2 separate regions of the Homo sapiens genome follow, and region 2 is linked to region 1. Evidence: chromatin loops called from intact Hi-C (ENCODE). Cell type or tissue: mammary epithelial cell. All regions are shown on one strand. Links, peaks and the distances in the headings refer to the core of each region. The heading gives the core; the rest is flanking DNA. Region 1 has its middle 56 kb from the start of MIR34BHG. Region 2 holds the start of MIR34BHG (MIR34B and MIR34C host gene).

What was found. Hi-C counts contacts between places; a loop is a spot of excess contacts. Peaks named below come from ENCODE experiments on the same cell type or tissue, not always from the same donor. Only the 100,000 strongest peaks of a DNase experiment are listed, where the experiment ranks them.
Region 2: a loop joins it to region 1, with 8 times the contacts of the local background. A loop is called at or near these places in 7 of 110 quality-filtered maps.

The regions. Positions count from the first base shown.
Region 1 is chr11:111,453,591-111,456,499 of GRCh38, reverse strand. It overlaps a transcript of BTG4 not described here. Among named protein-coding and RNA genes, the nearest start is that of MIR34BHG, 56 kb to the left of the region's middle. In mammary epithelial cell, for the core only: CTCF peaks have their summits at 1,146 and 1,613 (motif pointing left); a DNase peak (open chromatin) is centred at 1,729.
Region 2 is chr11:111,509,053-111,511,961 of GRCh38, reverse strand. The region is part of intron 1 of BTG4 (BTG anti-proliferation factor 4); the gene reads left to right. It overlaps MIR34BHG (MIR34B and MIR34C host gene), which reads right to left and starts at 1,360. Exons shown (of 2, transcript NR_147706.1): 1 at 1,090-1,360. RefSeq lists an enhancer at 721-1,920. In mammary epithelial cell, for the core only: no CTCF peak of the experiment used is centred there; a DNase peak (open chromatin) is centred at 1,421; H3K4me3 peaks cover 984 bases; H3K27ac peaks cover 1,636 bases.

The sequences.
Region 1 (2,909 bases), core at 127-2,626:
CATTGCCTGCTCAGCCCTGGGCTGGGGGCCGGTGGGAGAGGGAACATGCGGGGACTCCCTTGGCTGGTGACTGGAAGGAGCTGGTGAGAACTCCTCCCCAGCCTCCACAGACATTGTGCTCCTGAGGGGGCAGGGGTCTCATCTTTGCTAACTCCAGAGCAGTATTCCACGTGCCATTGTGATATCATTGCGCAGGCCGGCAGAGACTGGAAAAGCCTCGGGAAATGGTGGCAACAGCCTACAGGGGGGCTACGGGATTCCCAGGACTCAGCAGGCCTGCGAGACCCCAAGACAGGTTCATCATTTACCAAACTTGGCCGTTTGCCTTCATCTGCCAGGCTTTTATTTTCAGGAAGTGCCTCCGGATCTATAAAGCTATGACTTGCCATGGCTTTGTTTCTTCCTTGGTTCTTCCCACTTTCGAGGCTCCTTCTTCTTTTGGGCAGGCATTGCATGGGAAGCCCCTCCCGACCTTGGGGTGTCCGCTCTGTTTTGCCCTCTTCTACCTCTCCTCCCCTGCTGGGTGTCTGGGGGTGGAACTGGAGTTTCTACAGGGCTAGTTGCCCTGATTCAGGGCCAGGTTTCCTGGGGGGCCCTGGCTGAGGCCCAAGCAAAGCTCACCTGGCCTCAGTAGCTCCGCCCCAGTGCCGGTGCCCAGAATGCCCCAGGCCTTCAGGCGGTGGCCCTCCTGCAGCACGACCTGGGACAGGTGGCCCAGCACCGTGTCCAGCTGGGGAACTGCCCTGCAGGGGCACAGGAGCAATCAGGGGTGGGAAAAGGACGTTTTGTTTTGGCCAGTTCCGGGACCCCCTGCAGCCACATTCTCTCCTCCCCATTTCATGTCTCCCTAAGTCTGATCCAGGTTGGCCAGATCCACACTTTTCTGGGTTCTGCCCAGCCGGAGAGGATTTCTCTGACCTGGAGCCCATCTGTGCTTTCAACTGCTGCTGAACCTCCCTCAGCGTCGAGCAGAAAGAGGCCCACTGCTCCTGCCTCCCGAGGAGGTTTTGGCGAAGGAGCTTGAGTTGGTGACGAAGGCTGGCTGCGTACTCGCCTGCCAGGTGCCTCCTCCGGCTGGCCTTCTCTTCTGCAGCCCAGGCAGCTGCCTCAGCAGCCTGGGTCAGAGACAACCCTGCCTGCTCACCTGCAGGCGCTACAGCCACCAGGGACAGCAAGCTCGGGGACACCCCACTCACCTTGGGAACTCCAGAGTTATTCTGGACAGGCATGGCAGCAGCGGCAAAGGGGATGAGAAATTCCCAGAGATGGTGGGAACTGTAGGTAAGAGCTTTAGGGCCAGGGAGATGGAACAGGTTGGGGAGGTGCTAAGGGAGGGAGCCTGGACCTCAGTGAGGGGAGGGAGTTGTGTTTGGGCACAGAGACCAGAGAGGAAGGCGTGAACCAAGCCCACCTGCTGCTGCTCCCTCTGCACGCTCCTCAGAAGCCGGTTAGCGGAGGCTGGGAGGCAGCGCCTTGTTCCCCACAGCTGCTGGAGAGAACGGGCTTCACCCAGAAGTTTAAGGTAGAGGAGTTTGAGCTGTGAGAGAGGGTGGATTGAGTGTGTGTGAACTCTGTTCCCGGAGCCACCCAGCCTCTCACTGTTGTGATTGCAGCGCCCCCTGCTGCCAACAGCTGGAGAGACTCCAGAACCCCACCCCCCAACCCCCAACCCCCAACCCAGACACTTGGAAAGAGTGAATGAGGACAGACACTGGCTCGTCCCAGCCAGTCTCAGCATGCACATTCTGCTGGGGAAGCCCTGGCCCAGTTTTGGTACTTGGACTTCTAATGTATTCTTTTTGCTTCTAATGCCTGCCATCTACTGGCATAAATTTGCTCACCTAGTTGGGCTACCGAGGACTAGGGATGGAGATCTGAGAAGGAACTCCAATGGTGGCCTTGGTAGAATCCCTATTACTGGTCCGAAGCCCTAGGTTTCATGAAATCAGTTCTAATTTTAATCTGAAATCCTCTATCTCCCCTTCCCATATACTCTCCTTTATTCTGATTCCTTTAGGACTCTATGTTCCATATTCTTTGGACTCTATGTCCTATAACCAACTCTCCTGAAGAGGAGACTCTTTCTAGCCCCACATGTTCCTCCAGTCTTGGGTAGAAGTGTTGCCTGGAGCTGCCAGTTACCTCTTCCTTCGTGTGGCTGAGTTTGGCTGTCACTGACAGAGACTGCCTGAGGCAGTCTCCAAAGAAGGCCTCTGTGTCAAACCACTCCAGATCTACCTGCTCCTCAGCCTCCCAGCTCCCACCTGTGGGGGTCGGAGGGAAGAAGGATTATCCTCCTGAAATGCAAATATGAGCTTCCCTACAGATCTTCCATGCATCTTCTTCCTATAGAGCCTCAACAGTCCAGGCACAGTCTTGCTACTGAAAGTGTAGTTCTTGGGTAAGGAGCATCAGTGCTACTGAGGAATTTGTTAGAAATGCAGAATCTCAGGCCTCATCCAAGACCTACTGAAGCAGAAGATCCCCAGGAAATTCATATCTACATTAAAGTTCTAGGAGCACAAACAAATCCCAGTGTGGCTGTCTGAGGACCATGCTGTGAGTAGCAAGGATAGAAGGGGAACCCTTCAGTGTGACATACAATAAATACCTTCTGCAACTTGCTCCTCTAGATAGTACTGGTCACTGTGTAACTTGGCTGCTTTGTACACGGTTATACTATGTTTCTTTTGGAAAGTGTGTTTAGATGTCTCTTTCCTGCTCTATATTGCCTATGCCTAGTGCCCGGCAGTGTTATGACATACAGTACCACTCAGAAAAGATTTTTTGAGCAAATCAGTGGATGAATGAAGAGGAATTGAGAATTGAGCAATCTTGGAAGATGGAAAAAAGAAGCAGGAGCTGGCTAGTTGGATTTGGGGGTGCCTCTGGGATTCTAGCCCACCTGT
Region 2 (2,909 bases), core at 287-2,786, 55 kb before region 1:
GAGATCAAGGCCATACCATTCAAGACAGTATATATATAATAAATTACTAAACTAGGGACTATTTAGAATAGTAGAAACTATTTGTATCAGAAATAGAAGGGAGGTCCTCAATGAGAGCTGTAATAGGTCAAAGAAGGTTCCCAGAGGAGGTGAGACTTGAGTAGATCCTTGATGCACGAGTACATTTGGATATTCAGGGTTAGGGCTGTGGATGCCAGAAAAACAGTATCTTGTGACAGTTGGGCAAAAGGGACAGTTACAGAGGACTTCTGGGAGATCTCTGCTAATAACTTTCCTTCCCCTCCTTTGCCTTTAATGAATTAATCAGGAGAGGATAAGGAATGTTCTCTTTATCCTCACCTTGTGAAATTCAGCTGGAAGCAGCCTCCCCTAGAAATATGGTCTTCATGCATCCAGTATAGAGCACCCATTGCTGACACCAAAGGCTTAGTTCTAAATTAGTTTCTGCAAAAGAAAACTTCCCACCTATAGATTGATTCCCTAAAACCAGCAAATGGTCTCATAGATGCCACAAGTAACATGAACAGGGGCAGGTCATCTGGATCATTCAATACAAACTACAAACTCACACTATTAAAACAACTAAAGAACTGCCCAAGGATGTTTGAATAAGTTATAGCATTTTCTTTGCATATGAAAGACAGCACTTTTTTTCCAAATGCATACTTTGTTCTGTACACCCCATAGTGAAGGGAAAGAAACCAAAATACAAAATATGTAGCACAGAAAATGTTAATTGTAAAAATTAACTCGTAGAATTAAATTGTGAAAGACAAGCCATCTACAATAACTGTATTTTGTATTCATCTTATCTTTGTGAGGGGCACGGTGTTTTAGCACACATTACATAAATGACTCACATTCACCTAAATATACATACATGAAACTAGGAGCAAAATAGTCTTCATTCCATTAACAATATGCAGACTTAGAGAAATCTTGGTTAGGAGATAGTTATAAAAATGATTCTCTTCTACCAAATTGTTAGTCACTTTTACCCAATACTATATCGAACACTTCTTCCCAACTGATGTTTTATGATTATTAGTTGCATCTTAAATATCTTACCTGAGCTGGATTGCTGCCATCCAAGGCAATGGTTGGGTCAGATGCCTTGAAAAGTAGGTTTCTACAGACTTTTCTTCAAAAGTAATAAAAAATAAAACTCATATGTAAAAGTCATGAAGATGCATTGCCTACTGAAATAACTTTTTAAAATGAGTTTATTTTCTATGTAGTACAACTAAAAATTTAAATAACGACAAAAAATATGTGTGGCCTAGTTCTGTTGAAAAAAAAAAAAGAATGCTTGTTCTTAGGGTTGCTGTTGATTTGGCCTGCAGTTACTAGAGAAACTCCAAGGATCTCATTCCCTTTATGGTTCATGTCTAGGCATGCCTGGAGACCAGGGAGACCCATGATTTAATCTAAGTAAGAATGCTTGTGGTGTTTTAAATGCCCACACAGAGGATTGCATTTGTTTTAGACAGTACAAGGAAGGCACCTTTCAGGGGAATTGTTTACTGTTTTAATTTCTGGGCTTTTGGTGATTAGGGAGATGGAAAAGGAGCTATCAGGAGAGACAAGGTTGATGACTAGGAGGAAGCCAAGAAGAGTGTAGAAAACAAATACCTTCTGCTTTAGCTTTGGCACATTTATATTGACTTAATTTACCACTTCTAGATACAAGACTAGATTGATGGGAATTGGGAATTAGAAAAGGTGGAGACAGGCCGGGGGTTGTGGCTCACACCTGTAATCCCAGCACTTTGGGAGGTCAAGGCGGGCGGATCACGAGGTCAAGAGATAGAGACCATCCTGGCCAACATGGTGAAACCCTGTCTCTACTAAAAATACAAAAATCAGCTGGGCGTGGTGGTGCGCGCCTGTAGTTCCAGCTACTTGGAAGGCTGAGGTGGGAGAATAGCTTGAACCCGGGAGGCAGAGGTTGCAGTGAGCCGAGATCGTGCCACTGCACTCCAGCCTGGGTGACAGAGCAAGACTCCATCTCAAAAAAAAAAAAAAAAAAGAAAAAAGAAAAAAGAAAAAAAAAGATGGAGACAATTGGAGACAACATATCCCTCCCTTCAATACATACAAACTCACCATCTCCCACAGCTTTTGAAGGATGTTGTTGGAAGAGGAAGAAATGAAGAATTAGACTAATTAGAAATTACTGGATTTTAGCAGCTTCTTTATAAACCTGTTTTGTTTTTGTTTTTGTTTTTGTTTTTGTTTTTTTTTGAGATGGAGTTTTGCTCTTATTGCCCAAGCTGGAGTGCAGTGACGTGATCTTGGCTCACTGCAACCTCTGTCTCCTAGGTTCAAGCGATTCTTTTGCCTCATACTCCTGAGTAGCTGGGATTACAGGCGCCCACCACCATGCCTGGCTAATTTTTTGTATTTTTAGTAGAGATGGGGTTTCACTATGTTGGCCAGGCTGGTCTCGAACTCCTGACCTCAGGCGATCCACCGCACCCCCCTTGGCCTCTCACAGTGCTAGCATTACAGGAGTGAGCCACTGCACCTGGCCTAAACCTGTTTTTTTAAATGCATATTTACTCATAGGAAATATAAAACCATATCTTGGTTTATAGATCAATAAATGTCAGATTATTAAACTTCTTGATAGTATACCTAGAAACTAGTTTATATGTTGAAGCAAGACTAAATTGAAGTCAATTCAGTGCCTTTGAAGAACTAAAAATAATTGAATCTATTTATGGGAGAAGATTTTCTTTTGAGCTAAAATGAACTGCCAGCGGTTTTTATAATTCCATATTTCTAGTTTCATTTCATTGTACTCTCATTAGTAAGAGTGCACCAGATTCTTAATTAGCTTCTTGTTTATATTTATTGATTAATCAATACTGTTGCTTTCAGTATAA